2 separate regions of the Mus musculus genome follow, and region 1 is linked to region 2. The links are chromatin loops, found by intact Hi-C in ENCODE. Cell type or tissue: heart. All regions are shown on one strand. Links, peaks and the distances in the headings refer to the core of each region. The heading gives the core; the rest is flanking DNA.

Evidence for each region. Peaks named below come from ENCODE experiments on the same cell type or tissue, not always from the same donor. Only the 100,000 strongest peaks of a DNase experiment are listed, where the experiment ranks them.
Region 1: it touches region 2 in a loop (2.6-fold over the local background); 6 of 42 quality-filtered maps call a loop at or near these places.

Annotation. Positions count from the first base shown.
Region 1 is chr1:143,910,401-143,923,122 of GRCm38, forward strand. No RefSeq gene overlaps it. Among named protein-coding and RNA genes, the nearest start is that of Gm41964, 22 kb to the right of the region's middle. In heart, for the core only: no CTCF peak of the experiment used is centred there; DNase peaks (open chromatin) are centred at 6,381 and 7,381.
Region 2 is chr1:143,808,157-143,820,878 of GRCm38, forward strand. No RefSeq gene overlaps it. Among named protein-coding and RNA genes, the nearest start is that of Uchl5, 37 kb to the left of the region's middle. In heart, for the core only: a CTCF peak has its summit at 5,952 (motif pointing right); a DNase peak (open chromatin) is centred at 5,985.

The sequences.
Region 1 (12,722 bases), core at 3,160-11,159, 100 kb after region 2:
TTTGTTTTCTGTTTTTTTTTAACCTTTTGTTTCTTCTCAAGATTATAAAACCATTAATTTTGTCTTAGAAATTGCTGAGTGGCTATGTTCTTGTCAGAGGCTGTGTATTTATAAGTACTTAACGTAACGTGAGGAGCTGGATAGCTTTGGTTTGGACATGTTTTATCTTTGACAACAGATTTTTCCAGACATGGCAGCTGAATGAAGGGCCTCCATCTATTAGACACAATACTTCTGACTTTTTAACCCTGGAAAGGAGAATGAAAGGAAGCTCTAATGAATTGCTGGTATTCTGGTCCCTTGGCCATAGTTGCTGAATGATTTACATGGTGTTTTGTTAGACACTGCTGAACAAAGCCTCTTTTGCTGTGGGTGTTCATCAAAAGCCACTGTGACATTAGGAACTTGCCTTCTCAAGAAAAACACAGTCCAGTCTGAACAAAAGAAACTCCTAATTTAATAAATCCTAGTCTTTTCTACTCAAATGATCTTTCTTTCTAATCTCTTTGATCATATTTATCCTCTTTTAGAAACACGGCCTATCTGTTTTAGTGCCAAACACAGATCATCTTTTAATATTCAGCATCCTTCGCTTGGTGTCCCTGTCTACATAACTCTCCTGTTTCTCATTTCCCATCATTTCATATCTAACAAACCTTCCTGTGTCCTTCAGAGATAATCAGCTCAGCTAGGTAGCTGATTCTCTAATGCTCTGTACTTTCCAGAGAATGGTCCAAAGGGCTGCTTTAAAAATAGCTCATGTTTTGTAAAAGGGATTACATCTACAAATTTTTGTTCATACCTTCTCTGTAAGGTCTAGACATGACTTTCAAACTTGATCTTTAAATAACAGGTTCCAGGACACTGGAAAGCAGAGAAAAAATAGTCAAATATATTGCTTTATGCATTCACACGAATTTATTTGGGCACAGAGAAGTCATTGATGAATTGCCTGCATATAGTTCTGTACTTTATTTAACATGCAGTCACGTGCCACATTCTGTCATGTGGAGGTAGGAAGCAGACTAGAACAGAGTTCTACTGTCTAAAAGTCAGACAAATGAGTCATGGCCACCATATGTTGTAGTATATCCATGATGGATCCCACTTCAAACTTTTTCATCGTCTCAAAAGGACCATATAAAGAAAGAATGCACAAACCTAAAGATGAGCAGCACTAAGTGGATAAAGAGGTGAGGATGAAAAGAGAACTTCAGGTGGATCTGTGAGTGGGATGGGGCCCTGTGAGGTGCTACAGCCCATTTAGGTATCTTTGATAAGATCACTGAGTGGCCAGGTTTAAGCAGGGTGTACCTTAAACTACACCAGAGCATCGTCTCAAGTGTCATATCCCTAAATTGATTGCCTCTGAAGAACATGGAAGGAAGCTTATTAGAAACGATGATGAGGAGAGTGTTAAGTATGAGTTAATAACTTGAGAATCATGCTAATGATGCTGGTTCCTATTATGACTGAGGTGGTTTATTCATAGGTAATCTATATTGCTCTGGAGTCAATGTGTGTCCTCATTACCTAGATTTAAAGTTTGTTTCTGTTCCTCCCACTTGATTTAGACCATAGAGAACAAGAGCCCATGTCTATATTGCTAAACCCAGACAAGCCAGCTTGGTCAAGAGATAGACTGGGCACTTGTGAGTTACAGAAATACTCTCTTGGAATTGAGGATGGAATGATCATGGATGGTGGTTTCACAATCGTGCCATTGACTATCATATAGATTATCAAATCATAAATTCCATTTTCATCAACCTGGAGAAAAGGATGGGATTGTATCAGATACTCTCTTGCTAAGCTTTCTGTGTTTCCTGTGGTTATGAAAATGAGGGCTGTGATCTGTAGGTTGGGCACAGGATTAACATCCTCTTTCCTTAGCCTTCTGAGTGTGGGGATAACAGCTGTGCATCACCATGAGCAGCTCTTCTTTCATCAACATCGTGTTCCCACTCAGGCCCATGCGCATTCACACACTAGCTTCAGTGCCTCCTGCTAATGTTCCTAATAAGCAATATTTTTTTCCCCTCTGGAATTTACTCCGTAGTTCAGGCTGGCCTCGAACTCACAGAGATGATAAAGTTATACACCACTACACCAGGCTCATTATAAGCACATTTAAAAATTCTCCTGGTTTTCTTTTCTGGGATTCTTACTTTGTATCTAGTACCATGCTATTTATGGTCTGGAGCATTTCAGTAATTTCTTAATTATTACAAATTTTGTTTACGAGCTCTAGAAAGACAAATGGATGAGGAATCTGAGGCAGAGTGAAGCAACGGCTTCCTGTGCCCTGCAGAGTAACATTTACACTCCTTGCAGGGAATTTAGAAACCCTCCCATATGCTTCAGCCATCTTGGCATCCTCATATCACAACACACCAGCTGCATGCTTTTGCTGCAGCCACATGGTTTGCTGAGAGGGCTTCCAAATTTCTGAGACTCTTTTCCTGCAGCTGGGAATTCTATCCTGTACAAGCCTGCTGTATTTCAATATTCTTGAAATGGTGCCTTTCTCCTTTAGCCACTCTATTCATGTTTAAAACACTCAAAAATTTCTTTCTCACGTCACTTAGTTTTTAAATGCAATTTGACCTTTTAAAAAAAAAGATTGACAAGTAGGAGCAGGTACCCATTGATGATAATGTTTTGAAATTGCTCACGAAATGGTTGCTGATTTTAATTCTTTGGATAAAAGAGTTTGCAGTTATAAGCAGGATTGAAATCTAGGTAGAGGAACAATAGAGGTATTGAAATAGTAGAGATATTTAAATAGAAAGTATTGAAGAAAAAAAATATACCTTGGTTTTGTAATTTGTCCAAGTTAGCACTTTTGGGGTAGAATCAGTGCTTTCTTATATGGAGACATATATTTATGTCACAAAACCTTTGTGTGGTACACATCAAGTTTGTCCCTTACATACTTCTTATGTATACTATAAATAATAGACACAAATATTTTAAGTATCTATTGTTTTAGGGCATTTCACAATTCTTGACTTAACATATCTATATCATTAATAAACAACCATCTAGTCTTTGGCCCAGATTCTAGCATAAAGTTTCTAAACTCTTAGGATTTCTGGAATGATGGGAACACTTATGACTCTTATATATATGCTTAGATAACACCTGAACTTATTTTAATTATTTTAATTAGATAACACCTGAGCTTATTTTAATGATATTTTAATACTTGGTGGATCATTGGAAAACTTCAAAACGGGGAGAAGTCCTCAGCAAGGACTTATCACAGGATAAGAGAGTTGGAACATTAGGTCTGTGGAACTCCCAGGGAACCCCAACTGTATGGCCAATGATTTACCCACTTTGTCAAATGATTTATTGAAGCACAAGATGCTAAGACAAACCTAATGCTCCTTTATAGTGAAAACATTGTCATAAATATTGCATTTTCTACGTTCTATGAGCTATTCTAGAGAATTGTCATCATGATGAAAACACTCAGGTGTGTTTGTTGTTAGTCAGAAAAGCAAGTGACAACTAAATGACAAGTTTGGTAGATTAGGACCTTAACCTGTGGAGCCTGCACTACTTCTGTGCGGTGAGTACTTGAAGGAAACTTCAGTACACTAGGTAAGGCGGAAAACAAATTAAGGCAAAGGATGAAGACCATTTGATGATAGCAAAAGTTCAGTTATTTTCAGTGGAAGTCTTCAATGTGATTTAAAATCAAATGGGATCAACTCCGTTTAAAAACAAAAACTGCCTTGCCAAATTGGAGGATCTAAATGTCTAATGTTTAAACTATCAACTTTGTTTGTTTGGTTTGAGACAAGGTTCCATTTTGTAGCCCAGAGTGTCCTGAACTCATTATGGAATCCAGCCTGGTTTTGAACTTGTGGCAATCACCCTGACTTAGCCTCCTGAATACTCTTGGGATTACAGGCCTGTGACCACAATGCCCAGCTTGGGTCTTCTTTTTTATACTCGGTTAGGAAATTACTTTGTTGGCCTTCAAGTCTTTGTAACTATATTCTTTGTTTTGCAAATTAATAGCTGGCTTATTTTCACTCAGCATTTCCCTTCTCAATTGGCATATAAACTGACATACAGTTGCAGCAAGGCAAATCTGCTTCATATTAGAGATGAGTGTCCATCATTTTTGCCAAGCAGAGAGGGAGAAGCTTAGTGATTACATAGTTCTGCTCAAACTAAGCATGCCTGGAAACTGTGCAGAGATACACAGAAGAACGTATGATATCTCCTGTTCTCATTTCACTTTGGGTATTACAGTTTGCCATTTGTCATCAACATTGACTTTTTATCTCATTGCAGCAAAGCTTAACAGCATCTAATTTTATCTGACTTAATGGTGGTTGCATGGCTTCTTTTCAGCAAGATTCTAATTTTCCTTTCATTTTATCATCCTGATTTTTATTTCAACTTTGCTTTTAAAGCATGTACACTGTGTTGACCTTTGGGTGGTCTTACTTTCAATACTATGAGGTCACTACACCATCACCAAAGTAACACCAATAAGCTTTTTTAGCTCACTTCCTAGCATAGAGGTTTTTTTGAATTGTTTTGTTTGTTTGTTTTGTAAAGACTTCAAAAGCAATCTTTAAAGAAATGTCAGATCAGCCAATTAAATCTCTGCCAGCAAGATCTCTTAACCCAATGTCCTTTCTTTTACTTTTATTTTATTACTCATGGAAAGAAAATTTGCTTAGCTTTGTCTTAACCTTGTATTTTGCGCATCACTTAATACTTATTGAATTTCTTCCCACTGGATGAATAGTTCTATTCTTTTGAAATAAGTGGCAATTCTTTGTACTCAGTGATTGAAATAAAAAAAAAAAGAAGTAATCCATTTACCAGATGTGCTTTGAAAATCTCATTTCTTTATAGAGATTGACTTAGTATTTCAGTTAATGTGATTCTCTTTGGACAATATGATTAGCTAAAAAAGAAAGGGTAACTACTTTCACATAATGTAATTGCTTCTCCAGGTGAGATTTGTGAATTTACCTATAGTACCTCAAACCAAACCTTTATTTATAGTTCAGTGGGTTTCTCTGATTACAGAAGAACATACTTTATGTTTTACTGTGGCAAGATAAGGCATAAAATCCTGTCCATTTTACTTTTTATATTAAATCCTAGTACACAGAGTGGGTTTATATGTAGCAAAGTAACTTTTCAGTTTCAAGTGAAAGTGTTCACTGGTTTATTAAGACATGGTCACATGTTGGGTATTTTTCTCATTAAGATTATAATCTCCTGAGACTGTATACTCTTCTGGATATCATGTAGGAACTATGTTTTTTCTCTTTTGTGTGAAAAGAGGATAAATGTTAAAAACAACAAGATTTAATTTAACAAAAGTCTAAAAACCCATAAACAACTCGATTGATTTGTCAAGTCAAAGGAATGCTGTATAGAACATTATAAAAAATCTTTCAGTGTTTTTTTCCAAACACAAATCCATTACTTTCTTTCTTTTTTATGAGTTTTTATTAGATTTGTTTATTTACATTTCAAATGTTATCCCCTTTCCTCGGAAAATCTCCTAACACCTCCCCCTTCCCCTGCTCACCAACCCGCCCCACCCACTCCCTCTTCCTGGCCCTGGCATTCCCCTTTACTGGGGCATAGAACCTTCACAGGACCAAGGGCCTCTCTTCCCATTGATGATCAACTAGGCCATCCTCTGCTACATATGCAGCTAGAGCCATGAGTCCCTTTGGTTGGTGGTTTAGTCCCAAGGAGCTCTGGGGATACTGGTTAGTTCATATTTTAGTTCCTCTGGGAGGGTTGCAAACCCCTTCAGCTCCTTGGGTACGTTCTCTAACTCCTTCATTGGGAACCCTGTGCTCAGTCCAATGGTTGGCTGTCAGCATCCAACTCTGTATTTGTCAGGCACTGGCAGAGCCTCTCAGGAGCATTACTTTCTTTTTGTTGGAAACTGTAGCTCTGTCAGGTGCACAGCTGTAGTTATAACTGTTTGTCTTCTAATGTTTCTTGAGATGAGTAACAGAATATATACATATAAAGGGTATTGAGTTTCAGTCTCAGGGTCCATTAGGGAGTGACAGTCAGTTGAGAACTGAACTGCTATTTGACTGTATCCAAAATTATTCTAATCTCTGAGTGTTTCAAAAGAGAACTTAACATTTTACAGTGATTTACAAGTTTTACTGTAGTCTTTCTTTTAGCTAGTTAACACATCTCTGCAGACGAGTTTGCAGTCCTTTCCCTCTGCAATTCGTATAGTTCACACGGAACTTGACTTCTGCTTTTTTGGCTGTCTAACTTCTCCTCTTTTAGATCATACGATGATAAACAGCACTTCCTCTGAGAGCATTCTCAGTCTGCCTGGGTCTGGGTTAGTTTCCGGACTGGCGAGACCGAGCTGTGGCCTGCTCCCTGCAGCAGCCTGTAGTGTGACCGTCTCCACAGCACAATTTTAGTGAGGCCTGGCTTCATCTCTGTCTTTTCATGTCTTTCCTCACCTGTTCAGCAAATGTGCAATGGGCATCTCTGCTTGTCTCTAATAGGCTCTGCTACCTTAGCCGTCAACTGTTGAAACCTTCCCTAGCTTGGGGAGCTTGACGTGAGGAATACTAGACAGGAGATATTCTTCCACAGTATACTGGGTGATGACTCTCTTTTACTGTCTTGTTAGGAAGAGGAACTAGCTCCCCTTTTATTTACATGTTCCTTCACCAGGCTGGACAGGCAGATAGTTTTTCTTGTTGGAAAAAAATGTCAGTACCATATCCTTTAGCCTTGGTAGAGATCATTTTTCCTCAACTGTTGCCAACTTCCTCCCCCCTCCATTAAATTTTAGCACCACAAGCATACTGCGTTTCTGTGGATTGCCTTTGAAGATCCATGGATCACTGTGTCTTTTCTTTACAACCCAAGAATACGTTTTTGGTCTTTTTGGGTCTGTTGCTCGGTGTTTGGTTGTGCTGATGTTGCAATTACTATCAAGTGTCAGTGGCCAGGAAATGGGGGAGATCCACAGAGGGGCATTTGACTTTTTCAACCTTTCCTAGCTTCTCCCAGTTAGAGAAAAAGACGGTATGACGCATTCCAGTTTCTCTGGGAGATGGTCTTGTATATCTATAAGGGCCTCAAGTGTCCTGTCTGTCTGTCTGTCTGTCTCTCTTTTTCTCTCTCTCCCCTCCCTCCCTCCCTTTTCTGCCTGCCTGTCTTCCTTTCTTTTACCCAAAAGGGAGGTGTGCTGTGGTTTCTAGAGGCAGGATCCAGGTCTGAGCTCTTCCAAATTTGGCAAAAGCTCCTGGCACGTTTTTCCCCCTGAGCTCTCTTGTTTAGTTCCCTGAGCTGTTTGGGGACATCTGCAGCTGAAGAACAATCTTCTCTCCTGGGGGTGGAGAAAGGGCCACGTGACTTCTCCCTTCTCGTGTCTCGTGGCACACTGGGTGTTTGTAGCCAAACTATCCTGGGCTCTGGAGAATCTCACAACGCAAACAGCTTGCCTTTTGAGGCTTGGGCATATGTTCTAGGCAGTCTGAAGCCTGCTTGCATGAGTTCTGTGACTCCCTCCACTCTGCCAAGACCAGCTGGCTGTTATTAGTTCTGTATCTTTTGTTCTCCCCAGCTCAGTCTAAATACAATTTCATAAATATTGACTGGGGTGATTTATACTGAACTTCATGAGATTGAACTACAGATGAGCAGGTGAAATGTTGGGCAATTTTAAATAGCTTGTTTAAGGTTGCCCAGTTTGAGAAATAGGGTAACTTCAGAATCTGAACCCAGTTTTTTTTCTGACTCACCTGCATTATGTTACCCTCATCTTCCAAACTGGGTGACAAAGCACGTTGCTTACGGACATTTCTCTCACGCAGTGCTTTGTATGCTTGGGTATGGAGAGAAGCTGTGTAGGCTGGCAATGAGGATGCACCAGTCTCAGCCCCATAGTGGTGTTGTTCAGAACACTGAAGCACCCTTTGAGACTTGGCAGATCTCGAATTATAACCTAACTTCTTTATGGTACTTTTGGTAGAAGGTCTCAGAAAGGCCAGATGTAGAAAGCAGGGCGCCATCATCTTTGAAGATTCTACGTACTGTGCTTGTATTGTGGTAGTTTATCCAGTCTGCTTTGTCAACTACTGGTGCCCTTTACTCGAGGTCATTATACATGCTAGTTGTGTTTCATTTGAGGAACTAAGTATATTAGGAAAGAGGGCTCATTTCAGGCCGAGGCTTGACTAAGATAGCCGAAAACAGAGGAGTTCCTCAAACCTCAGATTACAAAATAAAAAAAAAAATAGAAATAACAAAAAGTGTCACCTTCAAAAACTAAACAAAAAATGCATTTCTTTTTTTTTTTTCCATTTTTTATTAGGTATTTAACTCATTTACATTTCCAATGCTATACCAAAAGTCCCCCATATCCACCCACCCCCACTCCCCTGCCCACCCACTCCCCCTTTTTGGCCCTGGTATTCCCCTGTACTGGGGCATATAAAGTTTGCAAGTCCAATGGGCCTCTCTTTCCAGTGATGGCCGACTAGGCCATCTTTTGATATATATGCAGCTAGAAAAAAATGCATTTCTTAATTTCTTGTTTTTGTTACCAGTCGGGTGATGGTAAAGAACAGTTGCCACATCCTGTTGGTTTTGCCCTACACCCCCGCCCCTACCAACCGCTCCCCCTGGGAGCTGGCCTGCAATTGTGTCTCTATCCTGTAACCCTACCTCCTTTGGTGTTGAGAACTTGTTCCTGTGCTTGAGCTACATAAAAAGATCCCTTCAACTCTCGGTGTCTTGGGTTGCAACTTGGAAGCCTGTGCTTTCTCTGGCACAGGCTGTGTCCTCCTCAAAGCAGCCAAGAAGTGCCCTACTTTCTCTTTTGTACCGCACAAGGAGAAGGGAGGCTTGAACCTGGGGGCATTGTTGAGAGACAGGCCTGATGCTATCACAGTCTTTCCATTTCTGTTATGGAAGAATTAACTTTGAACGTGTTCCTAAAGCTTAAATCGAGCATGTTCCACATGTCCCTTAAGCATAAGTTCCTTTGGAAAAGAAGAAATGTTCCAGTTAATATCCTGTCCCACAGAGAGGAAAACAGCCAGCAGCCACTCAAGAAAAGACTCAATTGTGATTCTTCCTGGTTGTTGGGTTTCCTGTGTCACAAATGATGTACAAGCATCATCGACTCTCTCTGTCTTTAAAAGAGCCTGTATGCACTGATTTTCCTCAAGACTGACTAAGGTTGTTTCCTTTTGATCCAGCCATTTAATCATCATGAAATTCGTCACTGAAGTGACCAATTTTAGCTTCCAAAGGAAAATGTAAACAGGAAACTACAAGTATTGGAATTATAGTTTCTAAGATCTGAAGATCTCAGGCACTTGAGGCAGCCTGGTGTGTCAAATCTCGTGCTCAGAAGACAGCTGTTTGTGATTGCTTCTTCATCTCCTGTAAACACAGGGAGGATGTTTTAAAGAGGATCCCAAATAGCCAATATATTGGGAGCACCAAGTAGCTCTCTGGAATCTATTTTTTCTTTTTTAAGACTTGAAAATGATTCTTCCAACAGCTATATCTGAGAGCTGAGCCTGCTGATATATGCTCAGGAATAGCTTAATAAACACTAACAAAGTATTCTCATGCATTGTTACTTTCTTCTTTCATGCTTTTTCCAATAAAGAGCTAATACGTACAAAGGGGACTGTAACCCAATCCCATTGTAGTCAAGGCCTGTATGAATACCACGCTGAAATGGACAGCAGTCAATTCCCCCTTTTGCCTTTTCTGCAATCTTTTCTTTAGGAAGTTGTTTCCTTCCCGCTGCCCTTGTTTCTTCTTTGACCCTAAGATTGAAATCAAAGGCACACTTCAGGTCACTTCTCTCTCAAGGGAGCTACCATCCTCATGAGAGTCTGAATATGTATGAGTTTCCAATAATATGCGATGCTTCACTAATAGGCTCACCCTGAGGACTTAAGCCACGCTCTTGTGCTTTGTATTTATGCAGTCTTCTGTATTCTGTTCACCTCATCTTTTCAGATAGAGTGGAGGGTCTCTGCCAGCTCACTCCTCATCTATCTTAAAGTGCACGTGAGCATCAGACACTGAAGGACACGAAGCTGGGAGCTTGCCTCTTAAAATTGGAATTCCCTGCCCAGTGCTCCGTTCAGTGATGTAGTCACAGCAGCTACTCTGTAAGTGTTCACAGGAGGATGCAGCGGGTGAGAGAAAATTATCCAGTGCTGCATCGCCTCAGCCTTTACCTCTCCAACCTTCACTTCCTTACTTGAAAATTAGCAGGAGAACAGATGTTTACTCATTCATTGTCAGTACTTAGATTTGATCTTCTCATTCGCTTAATTTCGATGTGCACCCAGTACAGTAGTGGCTTTGTTAATGTAAACCTCGCAACTCTTTCCTAAAGTCTGCTTAATGTGCCTTTTCCTTCTTGCTACTGCAGACATTTTTTTTTCGTGTGTGTGTGTGTGTGTGTGTGTGTGTGTGTGTAAGAAATTGACCTAATGAAAAAATGTAAGAGGACTTCTAGTAAGAAGGTGAACTTGGTTTTGTTGTCGTTGTTTTGAAAGATGTTTACCAAAGTTTACCCCAAAGACAACTGTCTTTCCGTTCTCTCCATGCTGAAAATATGTCTGCCCATCATGTTATGTTGTAAAGTTCTGCCTTCTGGACATGACACAGCCATTGAAGTCATGAATTTATAGTAGCCGCGGTTACCTGCTCGAGAGCAGCACAGGATTGGGCTCTTCAGTGTTCTGCTGTGGATTGGAGAGGGGGTCATTCGGCCCCATTACTCCCTGAAAGGCTACTGGATATTATTTGGTTCCAAAGGAGAGGAGTCATTTCCTTCTGTGTTTTAGCCACTGCTGTTACTGAGGCTGCAGTAAATTCATTGCCCAGGGTCATGGAAATTTCTCTAATGTTCCTTGACTTGCAATTAGGCAGTCATCATGGCAGCCAGAACACGTGACATATGAGTGTCCACTCAAGAAAACCTAGGACAAAATACCTGCCAGCTAACATCAAACACACACATGTGGCTTATGATCTTCAGGTAGGCCACACTTCTAAAGCTTCCAGAACTTTCCAAAATAGTACTTAGCTGGAAATGAAGCTGTAAATACATGAATCTTTTGGAGGGATACTTTATACTCAATCTGTAACAACCAGGGTCACATGACTGTTCAATCATGCTTAGGTACAAGGTTAAGATGGGAGATTCTGGAAGACATGAAGAAACGTGCCAAAGAACAGAGCAAGCTGTGAAGTAAGATCATGAGAATAGTTTTGGCTTTCTGCATTTTGGCACCAGTCTTTAAAAGCTTCAGGAAAAGATCTTTGAAATTTTAGTAAAGGGGAGTTAATCAGATAGTGGCACCAATTATGAGGAACGTAAAATGAGTCATTTTGATGTTTCAGGACATGTAGCAGACACGCTGCCACAAGGGTAGTTTTGCCTGGCCAGAAGTGAGAATGGAGAATCTCTATTTCAAAGATTTTACTTCAAATATGGAAAGAAGGGCTGGAGAGATGGCTCAGTGGTTAAGAGTTTATATTACTCTTCCAGTGGTCTGATGTAGGTATTGGTTCCCAGCACCTACATCAGGTGGCTCACAACTGCTTCTAACTTCAGTTCTGGGGAAAAAAACCACCCATGACTTCCATGGGCACATGTGCTCACATGCACCCTCTGCAATAGACACAACTGAAAATAAAATAAATCTTTAAAAATGAGGAAGAGAGAAAGACTTAGGGATTTTATACCTTCAACTCCCTTTGAAATTAGTTTTGCTTGAATGACTAGCCAAATAAAACTTAAATTTTATCCAGTAGTAGAGGGCACTCTAGGTAAATTTTCAAGCAAGATCTCTTGTCACTACCTCCCTACCTCTTCTCCTTTGAAGGAAATGCTTTTTCTCTTCTCTTTCTTTCTCTTTCTCTCTCTCTCTCTTTCTTTCTTTCCTTCTTTCTTTCTTTCTTTCTTTCTTTCTTTCTTTCTTTCTTTCTTCCTTCCTTCCTTCCTTCCTTCCTTCCTTTCTTTCTTTCTTTCTTTCTTTCTTTCAATGAGAGGAATTATGTAACCTTGGTGAGGAAATGGTTTGAAGCAATGTCATCTGAAGCAACAATTATTCCAGTATGCAATTCATCAAGAAAAGCTAAATATAGGAACACAGGCAAAGCTACTGTCCATGAGAGCCAAGTCTTGTGTGAATCAAGGTTTTTACTTTCTTATGTTTTGGTTTTAGGTTTTTGGAGACAATGTCTTACTATACAGCTGTGGCTGGCCTGAGAATCACAGTCTTCTTCAAACTCAGCCTTCCTCCTGAATGCTACCATTCCAGATGTGTGTCTGCTCATCACACTCAAGGTTACTCCTGTATGGGTGTGTGTGCAGTTGGCTGGGATGCTATAGATGATCTGTGCTGTTAAGATCCACCCATAGCCCTCGTTTCCTTTGAGAGAAGGTCTGTCCTTGCACTTGTGCCTTGACTTATGTGCCCCATTTTCAACTGTGAGGAGCTGCCACCACAGGCTGTGCCACGTGGTCTGACTTTAATTTTATTTCTTTGGGTTTGTGTTATGACAGAGAAGTGAAAGCAAACATTGAGTCTTTAATTCTGGAAAGACAACGAATATAAACATAAATATAGCATATTTCCCCACATATGATCTAAATTAAGTTTCATGCGATTTACATTGGGATTTGTGTAAATGTTGCTTTA
Region 2 (12,722 bases), core at 2,151-10,150:
GATCCTCCTGCCTCTGCCTACAGATTGCTGGAATTAAAGGCATGTGCTGCCACACCAGGCTCAGCACCACACTTTGATTATCCATTTAGTGTAGACAGACATCTAGGCTAATTCCATTTCCTTGCTGTTATGAATAGAGCAGTAATAAACATAAATATGCAAGTATCTCTGAGCTATAGAGTCCTTTGAGTAGATGTTCAGGAGTGATATAGCTGGTCACATGGCAGTTATATTTTTACTTATTTATTTTTGATTCATTCGTTTGTTTGTTTGTTTATTTTTGAGACAGGGTTTTTCTGTGAAACCCTGGCTGTCTTGGAACTTACTCTGTAGACCTGGCTGGTCTTGAACTCAGATCTACCTGCCTCTGCCTTCAGTGTGCTGGGATTAAGGGCACCAGTACTGCCTGGCTTTCTAGCTTTTGTTTTGTTTGGAGAAGACTGCAGCAGATTTCCACAGTGGCTATTCTTGGTTATACTCCTAGTAGCAGCAGTCCACACACAGACAAGGAGCACTGCCCAGCGTGTTGGCCTTTGTTCTCTCCATGAGAAAACATTCTCATTGGGGTGAGGTGGAATCTCAAAGTAGTTTGCGTTTGCATTTCCCTGATGGCTAAAAATGTTGAATACTTTTAAAAATACCTATTAGTCATTTTCATTTCTTTTAAAAAACGCAGTTTGGTTCATTGACCCATTTGTAAATTAATTTTTAAGAATTATTTTAAAGTATCAGATAGTGGTATTATTCATTGATTCAGAGCTAATAGGAAAGTTTGACAATTATGAATGTGGGGCACTTCATGGCTATTTTTGCTTGTGAATAAAGGCCTTGTTTTGTCCTACAGGTTTTTGGTAGCTCATGGGTAGAGAAAATGAAGAGCTGAACAACAACCCAGAAATAGATACGTGTTAGTTAGAAGGACATGGTTTTGGAAGGAGTCTTAAAGGAGCTCAGTGAATCTTGCCTTTTTAAAAATCTCATTGAGCCACTGGGTAGAGAAAGGCACTTGACATTCTGTTTACTGTAGTCAGTTCTAAGGGATGTGCTTCTACAGTAAACAGCAAACTTTCCAACAGCTGCAGCCCTGCCTCCTCTCACCTCAGGTTTAGTTCCCAAGATAGCTGGCTGCCCTTTGTGTGGCAGAGAGCAGCAGCCGGACTGTCCCACTGGAGTAGGCGCATGCTTGGTTGCTGGATCATCGGGCACATTGCTCGTCCTTTAGGGGTGTAATACATAATAAATTACGACGTTGTGTTCAGACTAGTACCTTCAGTCTAAACTGCCTATAACATTCCAAAATCCATTTAGACCTTCCCCCCTTTTGGAGGACTTTTTTTCTTTGTTTGAAATGGTGAGGAGGGGGATAAAGGTTTTTCTCCCCCTTAAAAGAAATATTAGAGAAAACTTAAGCAAAAATAGAATTTATTACATACAGTTTACCAGTAGAGATAACTACAAGAATATTTTAGTGTATTTAGTAATTATTTTTTCCTGTATAAATATCCATGCTTTTATGCTAGTTTTGTATATTCTCTCTGTATTGTATTATAGAATTATATAATACATAATACTTTTGAAGTTGATAATACACAGTTTCTCGTTTTTATATCTTTAATAACTTGTAGGTCTCAAGCCATGCTAGCTGTTACAGAGAGAATGAAGAATATTAATGAGAGTTTTGAAGCTACCATCCTTTCCTTGTAAAGCTATTGAGAGGTTTGGAGGAGTGGGCTCAAGTATATGTTTCCAGAATTGACTCCCAGCAAAGCACTGTGGCCTCATGGGATATATCCCTTCAACAACAGTGATAGTATCTGTCATTGGAGGTATTGGAGTCAGACCATGCTGTTGTTGTATTCTAAGAACAAGGACTCTGCTGATAGACAACTGGAATCTTAAAAAGGAAAGTGACCTCTGTATCTACACACACCCCCTGAGAGCAGCTGGGTAACGGGGCAGCTTCTGGTTTATGGTTGCCATGTACTTCTGCTCTTTCCTGATTGTATTCTCAACTGTTATTTGTTCAGCCTGTTAGAAATCATCCTTGTAGTCATAGCTGTTGGAGATACATGGAGGTAAACAAGATAAGATCATTGCTATTGTTGTAGGATAACTAAGTGTGAGATGGCATATATGTGTCAAATAATTGAAAGAAATGTATTTGAAGAGACAGCAGTGCAGAATACTGTGAGTGGAGCGTTTATAGATGGCCACACAGAGGCCCTTGAAGTGGTCTTTTAAGCAGAAGCATAAATGAAGAGATTTTCTTCTCTCCGGTACTCAAGCAGCACTGTGGAAATGGATTGTATAGGCACAGCCTGTATACCTATACATAGCCAGTTTGTTATAATTCACAGTTGTATTATGTAATAGTGTTTGATAGTTAAAAGGTGTATGAAGGTTGATCTGGCTGTTAGTATCAAAATCAGTTAAATAAGCAGAAAAGGGTGGGATCTCTACACAATGTGCCTTTTATAATCTATACGATAGTTCTCAAGCTATCCCTTCCCATTTGTGAGATAGTCCTGTGGACCCCAGGGTGGCCTTGAACTGACTTGGTAGCCAAGGTTGACTTAGAACTCTTGAACTTACCGCTTCTACCTCCCAAGGATGAGATTAGGGACATGCTCCACCATGCCTGTCTTTGGCCCTTTGTTGTAACAATAATATTAAAATAGTGGGCATAAGTAGTAGAAGGAAATCTGAGGCAGGTGTGGTTTTTTAAAAATAATTTGAACTCTTGTCATTATTAGAGGCAGAAGTGAAACTCTGAAAAAAAAATGAAATTACTAGAAAAAAATCTGACAGAATTACTTGAGAATAGAGAGAAAAACTTCCCAAGAAATAAAACAGAAATACTTAAAAATATAAAAGTAATTCTGTCCAGTAGCAAATGTCATAAAACCTAAGAGCTTTGTCAGTAGAACATTGCCACATGTTTAATATATATGAAAAATATTGATGTGAAATATAGAAGACCCACAGCAAATAAAGAGAGGGAAGAAAGTTTTTAAAAACTTGGCAAGTGATAAGAGCAAGCAGTTTGCAAGGCAATTCAAATGGTTATTACTATGCACAGCATATCCCACTTGTCATAGAGAAAATAGAAGCATTTGAAGAAGTGCACTTCCTACCTTCTCCTGCCTGCCTTCTCTCCTTTTCCTACTTCACTGTTCCTCCCTTGTGACACTCTCGTGTACCTTCTGCACATACACCAATCACTCCTGTGTTAGAAGAGTTTGTTACTCTGTAGCCCAAGCTGGGCCTATGTGAGATGGAAGTACTCAGATAAGAGAAGAACTCTCTGGGTCTGTTAGGTGCTTTCTAGGGGCCTTAATGGATGACCTTGACCAAGTTACTAAGGAATGTCGAGTATAAGTGGCAACCATGTGAGCTCTGGGATCCAGTAGCTCCCTGAAGGCTGGTAATTGTAATGATTAGAAGGTAATAAGCTATCCAGGATGGGCTTCCTAGGTAGTGTCTCCTAGTAAGGTTACCAAGGACTGAGAACTGACCTTTCAGCTTTTGATTTGAAAATGCTAAGGACTTTAGATAGTTAATCAAATTCAATAAAACTCACAAGACATTACTGTATACCTGAAAAATGCAATTTATTAGTTTACAATTATAACTGCCAGCAGGTCAAACATTCCTGTCAGCTTGTCAATATGCCCTTTCCCTGGGAGATAAACTTACCAATGAAACCAGATTAAGAGTGGAAGGCTAGGTGAGTCTAGCCCAAAGGAAATGATTTGGCTTTTACAAATGCTGCCTGTGATGATAGCTCATCCCAAGCTTTGTTGTAATGGACACTAACCAGTGCTCCCCACCCCTGCTCTCCTATACGTGCCTTCATCCAAGTCTCACTGTGTCCTTCATTTACACATCCTAGAAGTGTTTAAACTTCCATAATTTCTACTTTCATGACTGACATTTTCCTGCTTTTCTATGCCAGCACGTTTCTCAAGTGATGTAATTAAAAACTATATGCAGTTTTAAAAACTACTTTATTCTGGTATTTTGGGTCATCTCCCTTGTTGAGGTACTTTTTTCTTTTTCTATTTTTCTTTTAAACTATCCCTAGATCAGAGTACTAGTTCCTGTAACCAATGCAACGTCTATGTGTAAGAAATTAGCCTTCTCAGGTGTAAATTGAGCTTATTGCATGGCTTTTCTGGAAGGATGTGAAGAAATGTCAGGTTATCAGTAACAGACAAATGAAATGATTCTACTCAAGACCAGCTTAGCAAGCCAGCAAGGTTTATTTTTGATTGGGAAGTTATAGGAGCCTTTGTGATTCAAAGATAGCCATGGCACTAAAAGGTTCACCACTCCCACAAACTCATGAAAACTGTGTTCTTGGAACTCCCTGAGCAACTCGCAGGCAGCTCTGCCAGTCAGTATACTCCCTTTGCAGCAATTTGTGTTGATTATATAACCTGTAGGGGGGGGGGCTTAGAAATATTTTTTACATTATTTATTTTTTGAGAGCTCATCAATGAGTACTGTATTTTCAATATTTCTACCACACTCTCCTCCCCCACCCCCCAATTCCTTCTGGGCTCTAACCTCCCACAGTGGGCTGGGTCCTTCACCATCAGTTAGCAATCAAACATGTTAACAGGCTCTTCAGATAAAGACGATCTATTTAAAGGTGCCCTATGCTTCTGTGCCTTGTTTCCTCATAGGTGAGTCTAAATGTAAGCATGGAGACTTAAAAAAACTTGGAAAAAAATTAGTTACTGGTTAGTTTTAATTGTCAACTTGATATAACCTAAAATCACCTTAGAAGAGATCATCAAATAAGGAATTATTTTAATCAGATTGGCTTATGGTTATATTTTTGGGAAATGGTTTTGATTGTTAATTGATAGAAGATCCAGCCCACTGTGGGTGGCACCATTCCCTAGGCTAGACCATGAGTTAGTGAGCAAGCAGGCAGGATTGGTCTGTCTGTCTGTCTGTCTGTCTGTCTGTCTCTCTCTCTTTCTCTCCTTCTCTCCTCTTCACTGTTGATATGGTATAATCAGATGTCTCAGTCTCTTGCCTTAATTTACCCAAAATGATTTGAGGTGATCTAGAATTGTAAGCCAAATAAGCTCTTTTTCCACTCAGTCACCTTTTTGCCAGGGTGTTTTATCACAGTAACAGATATGAAACTAGGACAATCACCTTTTGCAAGAGATTATCTCTATATTTGGGAATCTCTATTTTCTCTCTTTCAATAACCACATATGCTTATAAATGTAATTATTGTCTTGGAGAAGTTATTTTTGTTGATTTTTAACTTTCAAAATGATACAAAGAGGTTGGGCATGTAGCTAGAGTTAGACTTTGTCTGGCATGCATAAGCTCCTAGCACCATCATAGATGCACAAAAGCATCGTTGGTATAAGCATTATGTTCCAAATGGTATACAGGAATTTCTATACAGAACCGTTCAACTTCATTTGTCTCCTTTTTTCCTGTTTGTTTCTCTACTTTTTTGATTCTTTGTTAATTTCCCATCATGCACCCTAATCCTGCCCCTTCATATATGCCTTCTGCCTTTGCAACCTCCCACTCCAAAGAAAACAAGCAAGCAAGCAAACAAACAAAACAAAAAACCCAAACATCTTGCCTGGGAGCTGTGGTATGTCACTGTGTATCACACAGTGTACCCATTTGCCTAAACAACTTTACTTACATATGTTCACTGTACTGAATCACGGTCTAGTTCAGGGTTTCTACTATACTCTCAATACTGGATGCTCACTGGGATACATCTCAAGTTATCCTGTTATTGTCTTGTGTCATGGAGATCCTGCAGCTTGGGATGTATAGTACCAGTTCCTTCCTGTGCTCTAGCAGTTCAGTTCATAGATGGGATAGATGTTGGGGGGAGTCAATGCAAAGCCCTGGATCTGGGCCCCGGGTGGTACAGCTTACCGGTTCTCCTGCACCTCTGCACCACCAGGGGGAGCTCTCCCAAGTACTGCAGCAAGTGAAGGGTGGGCCAGCTCTGCACAGCCCTTGGACATCGACACGGCTTCAGGCAGCAGGGGCTTCCACATGACCTTTGGTGATAACATGGGCCATGGACATTAACCCAGACCCCAGTTTCTGCATGGCCACGGAACCAGACATGGCTTTCAGTGGTAGTACAGGCTGGCTTATCACCATGGCCGCAGGTGATATAAGGCTACTTATATCAGACTGTTCCTCACCACCCTCATGTCTCCAGTGCGTCCTTTTCCTTTTTTCACAGAGCACAAACTCTTCATCTTCTCTTTCTCATCTCTCCATCATATAGTTGCTCATAGTGGTTCCTGCTGTGGGTAGGAAAAGGCAGGCTTCTTCCACCTGCCCACCGGACAGTTTTTTTTTTTTTTTCTCTTGAGAACAGGGTCTTACTCTTTGTAGCTCATACAGACCTGGGACTTGCTATTCAAACCCAGGCTGGCTTTGAATTCCCAGCAATTCTCCTGCCTCAGACTCCTAGTTGCTGGGATTACTATAGTCATGAGTCAGTATGCCAAGCTTTTACATCTAACCTTAACAGTGTCTTTCAAAATGTTCTCACTAAAAAATGAAAATCAAATTCCTTCTGGATACACCTTTAAATAAAGGTAGACAATTCTAAGGCCCATTGTTAGAATCAACAAGCATGTGAGAGTCAATAGATATTAAGATACAAGATGTCACAAGACCATCCTCACAGCAGAAAAGACATGAAGCTCTGCTGCCACAACTTCTACTCATTCATTTTTTCATTAATTTATTATTAATTAATTTATTAGCTACTCTGAGTGAAGACATTGTTTCCTCAACTGCTTTTGGAGCTTGTGTGTGAAACCTGTGGGATTGTAATACTCAGTAGAGTATAACTTCTCCAGAGGGACAGCATCAGCATAAGTAACTTTCCTATGCATGTGACAGACCAGTGTATAAGAGGCACTTAGCCTCATAAGCGCAAATAATGTTGCTGTAGTTTGAATAAATGTTTATAAGATTCAGTTCCACTCAGAGCACCATTTATAGTGATGCTTTGTGGCCACACTGTAAACATTACTATGAAGGATTTTTTTTTCGTCTTTTTTGAGTGTATGTTAACAGCTTATTTGATAAAGGAGGGGACGAGGGGAGAGATGACAGGGACATTTCCTACATTTCAATTTGAACTCAAGATAGGCATTAAGTAAAATTGTGTCTCCTAAGCTTTATTTACATTTGAAGCTAATGATGGGCGTCTCATCAACTTGAAAATTAAAGAAATGAGGATGAACTGTGAAGGGTGAATTGAAAAGATAGAACATAAATATAGAAAGGCGTATAGAGAATCACATGTCTCCCAGGCAGCTTGGACAGGACCATAACCCAGAATATAAGGCCTCTCTGTCTGTGTCAAGGAGGGCTGCCTCTTGTGGCATACTGAAAACAGTGAGAGTTCTTCCAAGGACCTACCCCAATCTAGTAAGGGACACTTGCCCAGACTGACAGCGTCGTGACACCCATTTAAGGTCATTTCTCAGCTATTGCTGATAGCTATAGTAGTGTTCCCTGGATCAGTTCATATTTAATATATTGTAATTACCAAGGACTTAGTTGCTGTCTGTATAGTGGTACAAACAACAGTGGCACAATCTATATGTTCATGCAGATTAGGCTTGAGAGACATTAAATACATAAATAGCAAACTGGCCTTGGGGAGATGGCTCAGTGAGTTAAGTGCTTGCTGTGTAGGCTTTAGGACCTCAGTTTGGATCTCCAGCACCGGCATAAAAGGTGCTATGTCAGAGACAAGTGGGTCCCCAGAGTGGATGCCCAGACAGTCTAACCCATTAATGGACTCCAAGGTCAATGAAAGACCCAGCCTCAAAAACTGAAGTAGAATATCGTAGAGCAAGAAGCCTAATGCCACCACACACATGTGCATATGAGCACAAAAAGTTTAATAAGAAGGCATTAGGTCTAATAAAGTGAAAAATTCAATGAAACCATAGAAGAGGAGATATGATCTGCCTAATGGAGAATCTGAGCTGTGAGCTGAGATCTGAAAGATATGTAGGTGTTGAGTAGAAGAAAACACAGGTTTACAGGGAAACACAGGACACCCATCATTAGCCTCGAATGTTAATAAAACTTAGGAGACACAATTTTACCTAATGCCTCTCTTGAGTTCAAATTGACAAAGCTTTGAGCAAACAGGATATCTGTGTCTGTACACCATCCTCAGAAATAATCATTTCTCCATAAAATCACCGGAGAAATTAAGTTTTATGACTAAAACAGTTTAAATAGAACAATAACTAGTTCTTGTCAGTTTGTTTTGATCAACATTGGCACAAGTAGGCTTGTACAAAATAATACAATATTTTTTTAAAGGAATTATTCTTTGACAGTCTTCATTTCTTTTACTTATGGATCTATTTTCTGTTTTAGGTCATATTTGATAAAACATATTTTAAAAGAAACTCTGCCAGTTTTATTAATATTTTATATCTCTAAATAGAGACATAGACACATATTGCTATAATTATTTTTCTTCTTTATAATCTTTTACTCACCTTTTAGTTATTTATTTGTTTATTTCCCCCTTTTAAATTGATTTTCATCAGTTCTATTTTTATATTTTCTAGTTTATTGATTTTTATCAATTAAAATCTTAAATATTTTAATTTTATAAAATTTAGTATTTATTAGTAGTATAATTACTAATGTATATATTTAAGAGTTAGGATTTCATATTAAGTATGGCTTTGGCCCCATCTTATGTGTTTTTGTATGTAGTATGTTCTCTGCTCTTTTTAGATGTTTTGATTATTTTTCTGATCAAGCTATTTAATATTTACCTTTTAATTCAGATTGTCTTAGCATTAGGCATCTGTATTTTATATTCATTTATTTTCCTTAGATCATTATAAGAAAAAACTTGAACTTGATCTTTATCCAATTTGGGTTTTGGGTTTGTTCAGAATTCCTTCCTTATCTACCTGGAATGTTGATATGGCATTGTGGGTTGATTGTTGATCTGAAGGCTAAGAATGCAGAACCAGAAGTTAGAAAGAACTAGTTGCTCCATCAACCCTGGAATGGTCTAGCTCTGAAAGTCTTATGGTATGAAAACACTAATTTGCTTTTGCTGCTGTTGTTAGTCACGGCTGCATGTGTGCTATAATGGTTCATGCTACCAATTAATAGACCCTATTAATAGACCAGTCTAAAGTCTATCACTATAACAATTTTTGTTTTTATTGAGATAAGGTCTCATTATGGAACTCTCTGTAGACCAGGCTGGCCTTGAACTCACAGAGATCTGCCTTACTCTACCTCCCAAATACTGGGATTAGAGGCATGTGACATCAAGCCCAGCTATAACAATCAACTTGTAAAGAAGAAAATGTTTATTTTATATCAGAGTTTTAGACATTTAGACATTTAGGTCTATGACTCTTTGGGCAGCATATCATGGTGGACTGTCTGGAGGAACCAAACTCCTCAGTGCATGATTAGACAACAAAGAGAAATAGGAAGGGGTTGGACCCCCTCTATCCCCTTGGAGAATATGACCCCAGTTATCTAAAATTCTCCCTTTAGATCCTACCTATCGATAACGTCACTCTGGGCAATAAGCCTAGAACACACAGATCTTTTGAGGAACATCTAATCTAATCTAGCAATTCTTTTATAACCAAAATTTGTTTAGATTTATTTTTATTTTTAAATTTTGTGTCTGTGTATAGGTACATGCATGTGAGTACCTGTGCCTCTATAGGCCAGAGATGATGGGTTTCCCTGGAGCTGGAGTTACAGTTGGCTGTGAATTACCATGTGGATGCTGGGAACCAAATTAAGGTCCTCTGTTGAGCAGTATTTGCTCTTACTTGCAGAGCTAGTTCTATTTTTATGATTAAAATAATTCTTTGACTGAAATAGCCATTCTGTGTTCATTTATTTCTCTTATTCTGCTAAAGGATTGGATATCTTACATTCCTATGTTTGGCCTTCAGGTGTGGTTTGTAACCAAGAAATCCATACATCAATTGGACAGAGTAGTGGAAAATCATTATTAATAATAAATAATAATAAATCATTATTATTGATTAACTAGAGAGATGGAGAGCCTTTGCCGTCAGGGACCAGGCTCTACAAGGACTCTACACCCATGTTCATTTTTACCCAACCCGCGTTTCAGTATTCTGTCTGCTTCCTTGGTTTTCTAAGATGGAAAGCCTATAATTTTCAAGGTGTGTTACAGGAGGATGGTGCATTCACATTAACAATGACATCAGTTTGTAGGGCTTTAGCTTTCCAAACATACTCTGCTTGTAAATAATGATTTTCCACTACTCTGTCCAATTAATGTATGGATTGCTTGGTTACAAAAAGATGGAGTAATGAAGAAACAGTTGGCCAATGTGTTGGGAAGGAAGCAGAGGGAAGCAAATACTGAAGTTAGTGGCTGACCTCATGGGATCCAGATCCATCCCAAAGGGCCACATCAGGACCTGGGCTGTTTCTGTGGGCGCAGAACCTCAGTATCAGACTCATACAGTAGAAGAAAACAAGTACTTCTCCTGTTGTTTGTTTGTTTTTGATGTTTGTTTGTTTGTTTTGTTTGTTTGTTTTATAGGCCATCTCTGTTTCAATGGGTGATCAGGGTTAGTAAGAGTTAAGGCTGGTTTTTGTTAAGACTGATGTATGATAAGAATCAAATCCTCCACATTTGTGATCTATTTACAGAGAACCAGAAAGCACCTGCCTTGGTCAAGGCTAACAGCCTCTCCTGTAGCTCCTCAAAGCTACTTTAAAACATGTTTTTGTATAAAGTCATACAACAGAATTGCAAAATGCGTAACATAACTACTTATATGTTACCATCTCCTTTCCCCATTTTCTCCTCCCCTCTTGGCTCCTCCCCACCTCAGTGACTGGTCCATTGATGTCTCCATCTGTTTCAGCTTGGTGACGTTCTTCTAACATAGTTGAAAGATGACAGAGTTGTTTTGTGACTCATGCATCTCAGCTTACCTGTCCTTCCCACGGTGTCCTTAGGACCATTCTGTTATCCTCTCACAATCTGCCCACACATAGGGTGAGACATTTTGAGAGTCATAGTAACCTATTTCCCATTGAGCCTGGAAGCACAACTTCCTATCAGTAAATACTCTGCTCCTAACTGTGCCCAGGAAGAATACAGATTCCTGAGCAAGTCAGTGAGCAAATGATGAATGAAATGCTTTGTTTCATTTGTCTTCTGTTTTCCCAAGCCCCATTCACACATCCATACTAAATGATCACCTGCATACAGCTCTCCCACACACAGAATTAGCAGAGCAAAATGTTTACTTCTGTTAGGGTAAGATAAGCGGACATTCTGCATCTTTAAAGGAAAATAGTATTGCTTCTTCTCAACTGATGTTCTGCTGTGTTCGTTAGTCTCCTCTGTTTCAGAGGTTTATTTAACTCACTCATCTGTTAGATAATTCCCAAGGTCTAGTTTCTCTCCTAAGTTCCTGTCTAACAACCTACTGAGCTTCTTCATCTTGATATTCTTCTGTAATCTCAAGTGTGTCATGGCCCAAAATATGTTCACGTCTCTCCTCCTGACGTACTTGTTCTCTTACTGGCAAGTAGTCACCCAAAATGAAATGTAGTCATCTTTGAGTAGTCCTTTACCTGCTCTTCCTCCACTCTGCGGCTGTCCTGTGGAGTGAGTTCACCTTTGAAATGACTCATCATCTCACCTTCTTTGCATTTCCATGGCCACCACCCTAAACTGGTAGAGCCATAGTAACACTGTAAGGTTGCCATCTCCCCTGTGCATTAATCAAATCAAATCTGTGCTGTATGCATTTGCTGAAAGTGATTTAAAAAAAAATGTTCTTTATGCTTCTATTTTACTGTTTCTTAAACTCAACATCAGTGGAAATAGTTTACCCGTAGTCCAACTAATAAAAGTTCTGATTTTTAATTCTCTTCCTGCACTTGCTCCCTGTGGTTTGTTTTATTCTATTTGACTTGCTTCCCTGGTCACAGAACTTTTCTTCATACACATTTGACATTTGGAACACTCTCTCTAACACACCAAATAAGCCACATGCTGTGCGCATGGCAACAGCATCTCTACCATTTGGATACAGCTCCCCTTTTGAGCTTTTTGCTGCCCCTCTTTTTCTTGTCTCACATTCCATTTGTATTGGATTAGCTCCCAGAGGAACTCTTCATTATTTTTCCTCTAAACTTGTCTCATGCTGAAGTCCTCTGAGAAGAACCCCATACCCCAATTCTTTCCACATTCCCTCAAATCTTTTTGTAAACTCTCATTATATCTCAGGAGCCATTTCAAATATTTTCTTTCTTATCTGCTTCCTGTCACCTCATCAGCAAGCAAACAAAGACACCTGGAGAGCTCCAGGTTTCCTCAGGTCTCATACAGTTCTTTAGCTCCCTCATGGCAGTTGGCATAGTTTGTATCCTATCTAGATTTACATATGACTTCTTTCAAAGCACAGGCCAGACTGCTAATTCATTGTGCTCTGCTGTGGTCAGATCTACACAATGCATTCCTCAGAGGCAGTGCTATTTATACAGAGTCAGTCTCCAGCCTTTTCCTATGTAGACTGTCTGCTGGAGAGAAAAAAAAGAAATGGATTTTTTTTTTTTTTTTTTGAGAGTGGTGCTATTTCAGTAGCAAACCAGTTACCGGTAAACAAAGTCTCCTGGTAATTAACAACATGGTA